Linked DNA regions of Homo sapiens: region 2 is linked to region 1. Evidence: read pairs that join two places in POLR2A ChIA-PET (ENCODE). Cell type or tissue: B cell. All regions are shown on one strand. Links, peaks and the distances in the headings refer to the core of each region. The heading gives the core; the rest is flanking DNA.

The links. ChIA-PET counts read pairs that join two places held together with the same protein. Peaks named below come from ENCODE experiments on the same cell type or tissue, not always from the same donor. Only the 100,000 strongest peaks of a DNase experiment are listed, where the experiment ranks them.
Region 2: POLR2A ChIA-PET joins it to region 1 with 6 read pairs; 8 of 35 experiments call an interaction of 5 or more read pairs at or near these places.

Annotation. Positions count from the first base shown.
Region 1 is chr4:39,892,289-39,899,323 of GRCh38, reverse strand. It overlaps PDS5A (PDS5 cohesin associated factor A), which reads left to right. Exons shown (of 33, transcript NM_001100399.2): 15 at 499-547; 16 at 796-935. Among named protein-coding and RNA genes, the nearest start is that of PDS5A, 82 kb to the left of the region's middle. In B cell, for the core only: no CTCF peak of the experiment used is centred there; no DNase peak of the experiment used is centred there; H3K27ac peaks cover 318 bases.
Region 2 is chr4:39,950,111-39,957,145 of GRCh38, reverse strand. The region is part of intron 2 of PDS5A (PDS5 cohesin associated factor A); the gene reads left to right. Among named protein-coding and RNA genes, the nearest start is that of PDS5A, 24 kb to the left of the region's middle. In B cell, for the core only: no CTCF peak of the experiment used is centred there; no DNase peak of the experiment used is centred there; H3K27ac peaks cover 1,562 bases.

The DNA.
Region 1 (7,035 bases), core at 2,000-5,999:
TTATGGGATACAGGAAAGGGAAGTACGTTTTAGAAAGGAGGTTTTCCTGAAGGTATTTAAGTAACGGGCCACAAAGTAGCTAACAGAACTCTATTGCAGAAAAAAAAGTTTCTTCTCTATATTTTTAGTTAATTTTTTGTGGCATGTAGTTTCATAGTAATTCTGATATGATAAGTTTATATGTTGATTGCTTCATTGATCTTTTTTCAATCTTCTGGCAATGTAACTTTCCTGTGAAAGTTATATACTTGTGGGTTTTTAAGTACCTTCCTCCCAACATCTCCTTTCCTTCTATTTGTCTTAATAGTTGCTACTATGTAATTCTTTGTTGTTAGTTTAGCGTATATATGTGGTAAAACCATTTTCCATTGAGCAGACTGTGATGAACTTTATTTTTTAACGTCATGAAAAATGTACAGTAATGAGTATTGATTTTTGTTAGGGAAATTTGTTAACACATATGACTAGTTGTTCTTTTGTTTCTGTTTTAAATTTCAGTCAGAGGCTAACTGTTCTGCCATGTTTGGAAAACTGATGACCATAGCAAGTGAGTATGTTTATTTACTCACTAAACATGTAGTAAACGTAAATGCAGACAAAGTATTTACCCAGTGGGACTACTGATTTAATGTTAAGTAAAAGAAAATAATCTTTATCTTAATTTTGTTTCTAAGAACCAGCTAGGCTGATTTTCTTTTAGTGGCTCCGCAATATTTTGATGGCACCTGTTTTTAGCTTAGTAGAATAGTTTTTTTTTTTTCCTTCTCTAATATTGATTCTCTTTTAATTTTATAGAGAATTTGCCTGACCCCGGGAAAGCACAAGATTTTGTGAAGAAATTTAACCAGGTTCTCGGCGATGATGAGAAACTTCGGTCTCAGTTGGAGTTATTAATTAGCCCAACCTGTTCTTGCAAACAAGCAGATATTTGTGTGGTTAGTAAATCATACTTCACACTTTTTCTCTAGCTTTACTTACAGAAATATGTATTTTATTAAAGCCTGTTTTACATACAGTGATTTGTGTAAATGTAACAATATTGTGAGCTCTGAATTACTTTGGAGTATATCTATTGTCAAGTTAATTCTCTATTTACCATTCACTCTCAGCCACATTCCAGGAAAATAACTAAAGAACTAAGCCAGGGAGATTGGTCTTAGGAATTTTACAAGATAAAGTACTTTGAACTTAGTAGACATTCATTGAGTAATGATAAGTATTTTCTGAATGCTTGTGTACATGTGCATTTTCTTCTTTCATGTATTAGAATGGAAATAATCGTCAATAAATTAGTAGTAGTAACATTGCCATATATCTGGTTTCATTTACAGATAAAGTAAATTCCTATCTAGACTTTTGTCTTCATTCTTCTCTTGAACTCATTTAAAACCAATATTCTTAAAGCTATCAGGAGGGAAAACTTATGCATTCATTTATTCAGCTTTTTTTTTTTTTTTCCTGAGATAGTCTTGCTTTTGTCACCCAGGCTGGAGTTCAGTGGCACAATCATAGTTCACTACAGCGTTAAAGTCCTGTGCTCATGTGATCCTATACCCCAGCCTTCTGAATAGCTAGAACTATTGGCACACGCATCCACACCCAGCTAAGTTTTTAAATTTTTTGGAGGCCATGCACATTGGCTCACACCTGTAATCCCAGCACCTTGGGAGTCCAAGGCGTGTGGATCACCTGAGGTTGGGAGTTCGAGACCAGCCTAGCCAACTTGGTGAAACCCCATCTCTACTAAAAATACAGAAATTTGCCAGGTGTGGTGGTACATGCCTGTAATCTGAGCTACTCAAGAGGCTGAGACAGGAGAATTGCTTGAACTCGGGAGGTGGAGGTTGTAGTGAGCCGAGATCATGCCACTGCACACCAGCCTGAGTGACAGAATGAGACTGTCTCAAGAAAAGGAAAAAATAAAAATTTTTGTCTCTGTGTTGCCCAGGGTGGTCTCAAACTCCTTCAAGTGATTATCTCACCTCACTGCAACCTCCACCTCCTGGGTTCAGACGATTCTTGTGCCTCAGCCTTCCGAGTAGCTGAGATTACAGGCATGAGCCATCACATCTGGCTAATTTTTTGTATTATTAGTAGAGGTAGGTTTTCACCATGTTGGCCAGGCTGATCTTGAACTCCTTACCTCAGGTGATCCACCCACCTCGGCCTCCCAAAGTGCTGGGGTTACAGGCATGAGCCACACACCCAGGCAAAAGATTCTTGATGTATCTAAAATGGTATACTGCATGACAACATTTTGGCCAAAGATAAGACCACATGTATTTTGGGAGTCCCATAATATTATAACAGAACTCAGGGTGATGGGTGTAGCAAACTACCATGACACATGTATACCTGTGTAACAAACCTGCACATTGTGCACATGTATCCCATAACTTAAAGCATTAAAAAAAAAAAAAGATTATAACGGAACTGAAGGATTCCTATCACCTAGTGACATCTTGGTGATCCTGACCTGGCGTAGGCCTAGGCTATTGTATGTGGTTGTATCTTAGTTTTGCACAAAAAAAAGTTTTAAAACTTTCTTTTTTTTTTTTTAAACAGGGTTTTGCTCTGTCACCCAGACTGGAGTTCAGTGATGTTATCATGGCCCACTGCATCCTCAGCCTCCTGGGTTCACGTGATCCTCTCCCTTCAATCTCCTGAGTAGCTGGGACTATAGGCACATGCCACCATGCCCAGCTAATTTTTTATTTTTTGTAGAGACAGGGTTTCTCCATGTTGTCCAAGCTGGTCTGGAACTCCTGAGCTGAAGAAACCTACCTGCCTCAGCCCCACAAAATATTGGGATTACAGGTGTGAGCCACCACATGCAGCCAAAAAAATTTTTAATAGGAAGAAGCTAGTAGAATAAGGATATAAGGAAAGAAACCATTTTGTGTACAGCTGTACACAAAATGTGTTTTAAGCTAAGTGTTACTACAAAAGAGTCAAAAAGCTAAAAAAAAAAAAAAAAAAGATCAGTACATTGGCTCACACCTGTAATCTCAGCACTTTGGGAGGCCTAGGCAGGAGGATCACTTGAAGCCAGGAATTTGAGACCAACCTGGGCAATATATCAAAACCCCCGCCTCTACAAAACATTAAAGAAAACTAGCTGCACATGGTGGCGCACACCTGTAGTCCTGACTACTCCAGAGGCCAAGATGGGAGGATCACTTGAGCCCAGGATTTTAAGCCTACAGTGAGCTATGGTCACACCACTGCATTCCAGCCTGGGTGACAGAACAAGATCCTGTCTCCAAAAATTTTTTTAAAAGCTAAAAAAAAAAAAAACCGGGCCAGGTGTGGTGGCTCACACCTGTAATCCCAGCACTTTGGGAGGCCGAGGTTGGCAGATCATGAGGTCGGGAGATCGAGACCATCCTGGCTAACACGGTGAGACCCCGTCTCTACTAAAAATACAAAAAAAAAAAAATTAGCTGAGCATGGTGGCGGGCGCCTGTAGTCCCAGCTACTCTGGAGGCTGAGGCAGGAGAATGGTGTGAACCTGGGAGGCGGAGCTTGTAATGAGCTGAGATCATGCCACTGCACTCCAGCCTGGGCGACAGAGCGAGACTCTGTCTCAAAAACAAACAATCAAACAAAAACAAACCCTTGAAGTTCATCAAGTAAAAATATTACAAAAAGCTAAGGATAATTTATCATTGAAGAAAGAAAAAGTGTTTAAATATCGTGCTGCCTAAGTGTACAGTGTTTATAAAGTCTACAGTAGTGTACTGTAATGTCCTGTTTCTTCACATTCACTCACCACTTACTCACTGACTTACCCAGATCAACTTGCAGTCCTGTAAGCTTCATTTATGGTAAGTGCTCTATATGTAGGTGTACTGTTTTTTATCTTTTATATGGCATTTTTATTATATGGTTTATATTGTGTTTTTATCTTTTATATTTTTACCCTGTGTTTAGATAATGTTCAAATACACAAATACCACTGTGTTACAGTTCCCTACAGTATTTAGCATAGTAACATGCTGTACAATTTTGTAGCATAGAAGTAGTACGCTATACCATTTAGGTTTGTGTGCGTGCACTCTAATGTTCACATGATGAAATTGCCTTAACAACACATTTCTCTTTTTTTTTTTTTTTTTTTTTTTGAGACGGAGTCTCACTGTCGCCCAAGCTGGAGTGCAGTGGCGCGATCTTGGCTCACTGCGTTCTCTTGCCTCAGCCTCCCGAGTAGCTGGGACTACAGGCTCCTGCCACCTCGCCCGGCTAATTTTTTGTATTTTTAGTAGAGACGCGGTTTCACCATGTTAGCCAGGATGATCTCGATCTCCTGACCTCGTGATCCGCCCGCCTCGGCCTCCCAAAGTGCTGGGATTACAGGTGTGAGCCACCGTGCCTGGCCAACAACACATTTCTCAAAATCTGTCTCCACCATTGAGTGATGGATAATTCTTTGTGTGTGTGGGCAGGGGGAGGGTATGTATTTCTCTGTATAAGGGCCCTGCACTGCCCTATTGGATTTAAATAAATAATCCTTCTCACAATGTTAGACATAAACGTCAAGTACTATGCTTGGGACCAGGCTTATAGAGACAAATAAGAGAAATGTAATTTCAATTACATATGTCTAACTTTGTTCTAGAAGGGATTAGAGTTGATGGTTTTAAAATAACTTATAAAGGATAAGGACTATAATAGATGTATATGTGGAGAGGTCTAGCTGCATAGAACATGTATCTTTTATTCAGCATAGAGATCTGAATACCATTACAAATACCAATAATTAGGAGGACATGGGGAGGAAAACCAATTTAGGGAAGAGAAGAGTGGGCTTGTCTCTCAGGGCTATGAATGTGGATGTGCCAAATGCCCAGACAACCTCAACCTTTGCACTTCTTTTTTAAATTTTATTTACTTACTTATTTTTTTCTTTTTTTTTTGAGATAGGGTCTTGCTCTGTCACCCAGGCTGGAGTGTAATGACACAATCTCAGCTCACCGTAACCTCTGCATCTAGGGCTCAAATGATCCTCCTGCCTCAGCCTCCCAAGTAGCTGGGATTACAGGCATGCGCCATCATGCCTGACTAATTTTTGTATTTTTAGTAGAGATGAGATTTCACCATGTTGCCCAGGCTGGTCTTGAACTCTTGGACTCAAGTGATCCTACCCACCTTGGCCTCCCAAAGTAGTGGGATTACAGGCATGATCCACCATGCCCAATAAGCTTTGTACTTCTGAGCTGAGTAATTTGCTGAAAACGCTTAAAAGTTTCATTGACTTCTTTGGCATTTAGAATTCTAGTTCCAGAGTACTGTGTCCTGCAGAGAATCTACTATTATAATTAGATCAGACAATGAAATAGCTTGAAAAGGCTGGGCGCGGTGGCTCACTGTTGTAATCCCAACACTGTGACTGCAACAGCCACACAGTATAGCCAATCAGTGCTCTTGATATTAGGAACCAGTGAGGTAGAAATGAATACTGCACTTGCAGTGGTAAGAGCATGAGTTCATTATACCTTCTTTCCTAGCTCTTATATTAGCATTGTGTGACTTGAGTATGTTATTTAACTATGTGTTCTCATACGTAAAGTGGGACTTAGAATACCTCCCTTAGGCACACATGAAAACAAACCTCTGCTAGAGTACCTTTATGAGTTTGTCCTTTCCCCTATGGGCTACTGAATATTATTTACATATTTCCTCTAATATCCCCATTCCTTTTCTGATGTAGAAGAATAAAGAAAAATAATGCAAATGTAAAATTTAGTTTCTCTCATTCTATGTAGCTTGCATTCCATCCTTGAGAGTTCCTTCTCTGTACCCTAATGCGTATTTGTCACTACCTCCTTATTTTCATATCTCACTTCTCAAGAGGTAGATATTACTTGATACGAGAGTTAGTAGGCATAGAAATCTAATATTTTCTTCCCTCTTTGTCCAAGTTCCATTTCTGAAAAATCTTAGCAAACATACTTTGAGCAAAGATTATCAAAAGAGACGTGTATTTGTGTGTGGGGTGGGGGATATAATGAATGAGAGTGAGCAGTGGAATTGAAATGTGATATATAGATTTACTTTCCCTTTAGAATTCAGGTTTTAGGTTTCTACACCTTGACCCTAGAGAAGGACCACATACTTGCCATAGCTTCAGCTGTGCGTCATAGTTTATGCTCCATTGCCCCCCTCCCCATGAGAGTGGTCCCCAAATTTTAATATTTTCCAGGAAGCTTGTTTATTTGACATTTAATGAAACAGTCCTTGGTTTGAATATCGTTTACTACCAGTATGACCTTTAGTAAGTTACTCAGTATTTTCAAGCCTCCTTATTCATTTTCTTCACCTATAAATATTATCAACCTCATAGAATTTTTAAAAGAATAATGTAAAATGAAATTTTATATGTGGCCTAATGCAGGGCCCCCCTGCACTGCCTACAGGGTTTCAATAAATGGTCATTTTTATAGGTCTTACCCTTACAAAGAGTAGGCATCTTTAAAATAGGTTATGATGTAGCATCATGAATCTCTCCATCTTTTAACCAAGTTTCAACATGAGTGGTTTATGGACTACACTTTTAAAAACCCTCCTCTACCTAGTTACCTGGATATGCATTATATCTTCAGAAGTCCAAATATCTTCTTTCTTGATCAAGCACACACTGTTATAATTCACTGCATGATTAAATAAATTTTATAATACATGGTTTCTCATGGAGCTTGCAGAATAAGTGACAGAGGCTGACAAATATTTCCATTGAATTGTGTGCTTTGGTAAAATAAAGAAGCATTACTCATTCCAGGCAGGGGTGGAAATAGGTCCAGGAATGGCTTCTTCTAGAATAAGTGACTCCTAAGTTGAGTCTTAAAGGATGAATAGGAATTAGACCATTGTGTGAAGAATGACTGCTATATTTTCAGTTTGGCTGACTGGATATCAGAGGAGATGCTTTAGGGAAGAAGATAGCGTCTTTGCAGTTGTGTTCAGAAGTGTTGGGATTCAGGCCTGGTTCTATATATTAGCACAATTACATCACTTGGAGGAGGTAGAGAAGAAATG
Region 2 (7,035 bases), core at 1,924-5,923, 58 kb before region 1:
ATGCTTATTGAATATCCCTCACGTAGCCACTATAGAATAAGTAGAGGTGGATTCCTTGTGTGTGAAAAGAAAATCATTGAATAAAAATTTTTCCTAAGATTCATGAAGATTGAGTCAGTGTAGATAAAGAGAATACTTTGTTTCTGGCAGAAGTTATTTAGAAAATGTCTTTTGGCTGGGTGAGGTGGCTCACGCCTGTAATCCCAGCACTTTGGGAGGCTGAGGCAAGGCAGATCACTTGAGGCCAGGAGTTTGAGACTAGCGCGGGCAACATGGCAAAACCTCTTCTCTACAAAAAATACAAAAATTAGCTGGATGTGGTGCAGGCGCCTATAGTCCTGCCCACTCTGGAGGCTGAGGCAGGAGGATTGTTTAAGCCAAGGAGATTAAGTGTACAGTGAACCATAATTGTGCCGCAGCACTCCAGCCTGGGTGACAGAGTGAGAACCTGTCTCCAAAAAAAAAAAAGTAAGAAAATCTGTCTTTCTTCTTGAAGCATATACCTATAAAGCTTTGAAGAAAGGGTAAAAACCAGGTAGTAATAAAATAAAATTGTCTTTAGATGTTTTTGAAATAATGTTGTATAGCTTTGTTTGCTGTGTTCAGTTCTCATATTTCCTTGATATTTTATCAGACTTTTTTTTTTTTTTTTTTTGAGACAGTCTCGCTCTGTCACCCAGGCTAGAGTGCAGTGGCGCAATCTTGGCTCACTGCAACTTCTGCCTCCTGGGTTCAAGCGATCCTCCCACCTCAGCCTCCCAAGTAGCTGGGACTACAGGCATGAGCCACCATACCTGGCTAATTTTTGTATTTTTTGGTAAACATAGGGTTTCAGCATGTTGGCCGGGCTAGTCTCCAACTCTTGATCTCAAGTGATTTGCCTGCCATAGCCTCCCAAAAGTGCTGGGATTACAGGTGTGAGCCATCGCACCCTGCCAAATGTTTAATACTGTAATCCACTGCTGCTATCTCAATTGTTCTATACGTTTTTCTTATACTGTTTTTTAAAATTGTTCTTTTTTTTTTTTGAGAGGCAGTCTCAGTCTGTTTCTTAAGCTGGAGTGCAGTGGCGAGATCGCAGCTCACTGCAACCTCTGCCTCCCATGTTCAAGCAATCCTCCCACGTCAGCCTCCCGAGCAGCTGGGACTACAGGTGTGTGCCACCACCATGTCTGGCTAATTTTTGTATTTTTAGTAGAGATGGGGTTTCGCCATGTTGGCCAGGCTGGTCTCGAACTCCTGACCTCAGGTAATCCACCTGCCTTGGCCCCCCAAAGTGCTGTGATTACAGGTGTGAACCACCACACCGGCCTTAACTGTTCAAATTTTTAAACAGACTTTTTTTTTTAGGGCAGTTTTAGGTTCACAGCCAAATTGCTGGAATGTACAGAGTATTCCCAACAAACCCCCTGGACTCACTCCTCAGTAACACTCCCGTCCCCCAGGAAGACTTCCCCTCCCCAGTCACACATGCCTCCCACAGTAATGCCTCCCCTCAGTCACCTTCCAGAGTGGTACATTTGTTTGTTTTGTTGTTGTTTTTTTATGACAGAGTCTCGCTCTGTCACCCGGGCTGGAGCACAGTAGCATGATCTCAGCTCACTGCAACCTCCGCTCCCCCGGGTTCAAGCAGTTCTCCCACCTCAGCCTCCCAAGCTGGGATTACAAGCATCCGCCACGACACCTGGGTAATTTTTTGTATTTTTGGTAGAGACGGGGTTTCACCATGTTGGTCAGGCTGGTCTCGAACTCCTGATTTCAGGTGATCTGCCCACCTCAGCCTCCCAAAGTGCTGGGATTACAGGTTTGAGCCACCACGCCCGGCCCTAGAGTGCTATATTTCTAAACCAACATCACAACATTATCACTCAAAGTCCATATTCGTGTATTGTTTCCTTGTATATTTTTCAGCATGGTAAATCCCAAATGTTCTATTCATGTAATGCTCTTGGTTTAAACTCTAAGTTAGATTTAGCATATTGTCCTTTAATATTCCTAATTTTGGCTTTTCTTGTTTGGCCAGGGTGAGCTCTAAGTGCTGATTTACTTTAAATCCTGATGATAATCAGCATGCTTTATTTATTTATTTATATTTTTTGTTTGTGACAGGGTCTCGCTCTGTCACCCAGGCTGGCTGGCGTTCAGTTTCATGATCATGGCTCACTGCTGCCTCCACCTCCTGGGTTCAAGCCATCCTCCCATCTCAGCCTCCCAAGTAGTAGAGACTACAGGCATGTGCTACCACGCCTAGCTAATTTTTGTATTGTTTGTAGACACGGGGTTTGTCATGTTGCCCAGGTCTCAAACTCCTGGACTCACGTGATCCTCCTGCCTCAGCCTCCCAAAGTGTTCATGCCTATTAACAGGCATGAGGCTCTCTGCCTGGCCTCATAGTTATTTTAACGTCTCTGTCTGATAGCTTTAGCGTTTGGTCCACCTCTGTTTCTGTTTTTTTTTTTTTTTTTTTTTTTTTTTACTTATCTCTTGACAATGGGTACTTATTTATGTCTTGACAATGTATTTCAGGCTGGGCACGGTGGCTAACACCTGTAATCCCAGCACTTTGAGAGGCCAAGGCGGGTGGATCACCTGAGGTCAGGAGTTCAAGACCAGCCTGGCCATCATGGTGAAACCCCACCTCTACTAAAATAATACAAAAATTAGCCGAGGGTGGTGGCACATGCCCGTAATCCCAGCTACTCAGGAGGCCGAGGCAGGAGACTCGCTTGAACCTGGGAGGTGGAGGTTGCAGTGAGCTGAGATCGTGGCATGTTTTGTTTTTTTAAGAGACAGGGTCTCGCTCTGTCACCAAGGCTGAGGTGCAGTGGCACCGTCATGGCTCATTGCAGCCTCAAACTCCTGGGCTCAAGCAATCCTCCCACCTCAGCCTCCTAAGTAACTGGGACTACAGGCACATGCCACCCTGCCCAGCTAATTTCTTTTTCTGTTTGTTTGTTTTTTTTTCTCCGTAGAGATAGAGCCTCACTATGTTGTCCAGGATGCTGTCAAACTCCTAGGCTCTAGCAGTCCTCCCACCTCGGCCTCCCAAAGTGCTGAGATTACAGGCGTGGGCCACCATGCCCTGCCTCATCCCATTGTTTCTTTTTCCTTCACTTAGTACCTCAGTTGGGGCCTATTGGGTTTTGTTTTGTTTTTAACTTGGTAGATTGTATGAAAACTTCATTCCAAGGCATTCTGACTTCATTAGGACACTGAAGTTTCCCATGAACTTTTAATATTGCATATTGTGCTTTGGCTATTGAGAGTGTGGTGTCAGTTCACAATAGGACAAATGCAGAAATTGAGAGTAAACAGAAACATTTATAGGTCATTTGCTATTGATTACGAACGTCTAAGTGCATTTCAGTGTTTTATATTTTACAAATGTGTTGGAATTTTACTTTACTTATTCTTTTGAGACAGGTTCTCGCTCTGTGGCCTAGGCTGGAGTGCAGTGGTACGATCATGGCTCACTGCAGGCTTGACTTCCCAGCTCAAGCGATCCTCCTGCCCCAGCCTCCTGAGTAGTTGACACTACAGGCATGTGTCACTACACCCAGCTACAATTTAAATTTTTAGTAGAGACAAGGTCTCACTATGTTTTCCAGGCTGGTCTTAAACTTTTGGGCTCAAGCGATCCTCCCATCTTAGCCTCCCAAAGTGCTGGGATTACAGTTGTGAGCCACCACTCCCAGTGTGTTGGAATGAAAAAAAAAAAAAAAACTGATTCTTCACCATTGATGGTTTGAAAAACACTGCCCTGGATCACCTGATGAGCTCCAGAAATAGTTCCCCCTGCCCTTATTTCATACCAACAACCTAGGTTTCTCACAATAGTTGAGATCAGTTACCCCAGCCACGGTGAAACTGTTCTTTAACTGTTGTTTCAGTTGGCATGAGCTCAAAATGGTCAAGTGACAAACTCAGCTTCACTGTAGTGGAGCGGTTGTTGTGTCCTAAGGTAGAAGTATTCCAAGACCTCTAAACCAAGAAACCAAGACCTCTAAACCAGCTGACCAAGCGTTTTAAGGATGGAGGAAAAAATGTTTTTTGAGTAGGTTATTAGGTATGATAATGAGAGGGGGCACTCTGATTCAATCTTTTAATTTCCAGATCTGGACTGACGTGGTGGCTCATGCCTGTAATCCCAGCACTTTGGGAGGCCAAGGCTGGCAGATAACCTAAAGTCAGGAGTTCCAGACCAGCCTAGCCAACATGGCAAAACCCTGACTCTACTAAAAATACAAAAATTAGCCAAGCATGGTGGTGGGCACTTGTAATCCAAGCTACTTCGGAGGCTGAGGCAGGAGAGTCATTTGAACCCGGGAGGCAGAGGTTGCAGTGAGCTGAGATCATGCCATTGCATTCCAGCATGGGTGACAAGAGCAAAACTCAGTCTCAAAAAAAAAAAAAAAAAAAATTCCAGATCTGTGTACTGTGGGACAAGTGACAATTTATTGGTCACTGATTTAGGTAATGTATCACATGTTATAAAATAAGTAAGCACCTCATCTTCTCAGCGCGTTATCTTTCAGCTGGTATTATCACAGTAAGCTATTCCACTTTACTATTAAGCTGGCTGTCCTGAGTGATAGGATAGAAAGACCAAGGAATTTGATGACTATGAGCCCATCATTAGAAAAAAAAAAGATTAACAAATTATGATCTGGTGATTTTTAACACTTACAAAATTTTAATTTTATACTTGCTGAAAGAGCTCCTATAATTAACTCATTTAGACAAATTTTTTCCACATCACCTTCTTACATATGTAAAGGAAAATAAAATTGAAATAATTGGTTTTTGTTTTGTTTTGAGACGGAGTCTCACTCTGTGGCCCATACTGGAGTGCAGTGGCATGATATCAGCTCACTGCAACCTCCGCTTCCCGGGTTCAAGCAGTTCTCCTGCCTCGGCCTCCTGAGTAGCTGGGACTACAGGCACATGCCACCATACCCGGCTGTTTTTTTGTATTTTTAGTAGAGACAGGGTTTCACAATGTTGGCCATGCTGGTCTCGAACTCCTGAACTCAGGTAATCCGCCCACCTCTGCCTCCCAAAGTTCTGGGATTACAGGCATGAGCCACCGTGCCTGGACAATTGGTTGTTATTCCTACATTCACATTCATAGTTTGACCCTTGTGATCTTTTTTGTTAAAACTAGTAATTGATGCTTGTGTTTTTCCACACAGTGTTGTCATCACCAGTAGTGTTAGTGATACAGATTTTTTTTTTTTTTTTTTTTTTGAGACAGACTCTGCTCTGTCACCCAGGCTGGAGTGCAGTGGCGCGATCTTGGCTCACTGTAACCTCTGCCTTCCGGGTTCAGGCGATTCTCCTGCCTCAGCCTCCTGAGTAGCTGGGACTACAGGCGCCTGCCACCATGCCCGGCTAATTTTTTGTATTTTTAGTAGAGAAGGGGTTTCACCGTGTTAGCCAGGATGGTCTAGATCTCCTGACCTCGTGATCCACCCGCCTTGGCCTCCCAAAGTGCTGGGATCACAGGCGTGAGCCACCTTGCCCAGCGTGATGTAGAATTCTTTTGAGTGCTCCAACTGTTGTTGCTGAGATGTTCTTCTGAGCCATTAACACTTAATGCTGCAAGATTTGATGCTTGTGCTTTCTAGATGTTATCAGTTGTTATCAGCACAAGATTTTCAAAGTGAAATTTGTGTAAGTGCAAGTAACAGTAGTTTCCTTACAATTGCTTCTGGCTGTCTCTCATTGGAAAACTGCTGATTTTGAGACACATCACAATTTCAGAGATCTGAGCCTTAGAATTCATAAAACATGGTTATTTAATTTATCACAGCCCCCATGTATGCCAGACAGTAGATCTGGCAATTATCATCTCTAAATATCAAATCTTACAAGATTATATTGCTGTCCTCATTATGTAGTCACAGAAAGACTAAGTAATTCAGATTACCTATCCATTAAGAGGCAGAACAGAGGCCAGATGGAGTGGTTTATTTCTGTAATCCTAGCACTTTGGGAGATTGAGGCATGAGGGTCACATGATCCCAGGAATTTGAGACCAGCCTGGGCAACATAGTGAAGCCCTGGCTGTACAAAAAAAAGCTGAGTATGGTGATGCATTCCTGTAGTCCCAGCTACTTGGGAGGATGATGTGAGGATTGCTTGAGCCCAGGAGGTCAAGGCTGCAGTGAGCTATGATTGTGCCACTGTATTCCAGCCTGGTCCACAGAGGGGAGACCCTATCTATTTTAAAAATTAAAACCAAAAAAAAATTCAGGGTGGGCATAGTGGCTCCCACCTGTAGTAATACCAGCACTTTGAGAGGCCGAGGCTGGTGGATTACCTGAGGTTAGGGGTTGGAGACCAGCCTGGCCAACATGGCGAAACCCTGTCTCTACTAAAAATACAAAAGTTAGCCTGGTGTGGTAGCGTAGACCTGTAGTCCCAGCTACTTGGGAGGCTGAGGCAGGAGAATCTTTTGAACCCATGACCTGGTAGAGGTTGCAGTGAGCTGAGATGGTGCCACTGCACTCCAGTCTGGGCGACAGAGCAAGACTCCATCTCAAAAACAAACAAAATTCTATTTTATTTATTTTAGTAGAGATGGGGTTTCACCATGTTGCCCAGGCTGGTCTTGAATTCCTGACCTCATCCACCTGCCTCGGCCTCCAAAGTGTTGAGATTACAGGCGGGAGCCACTGTGCCTGGCCATCTTAATAATTTCTAACTTGTTTTTTTGAGACAGAGTCTTGCTCTGTCACCCAGGCTGAAGTATACAGTGGCATGATCTCGGCTCACTGCAATCTCCACCTCCCGGGTTCAAGTGATTCTCCTGCCTCAGCCTTCTAAGTAGCTGGGATTATAGGTGAGACCCACCGTGCCCGGCCTAAATTTTCTTTTTTAAAAACAGCTTTGTTGAGATATAATTCTCATACCATAGAGTTTACCCATTTAAAACGTACAATTGGCTGGGTGCGGTGGCTCACACCTGTAATCCCGCCACTTTGGGAGGCCGAGGTGGGCGGATCACTTGGGAGTTTGAGACCAGCCTGACCA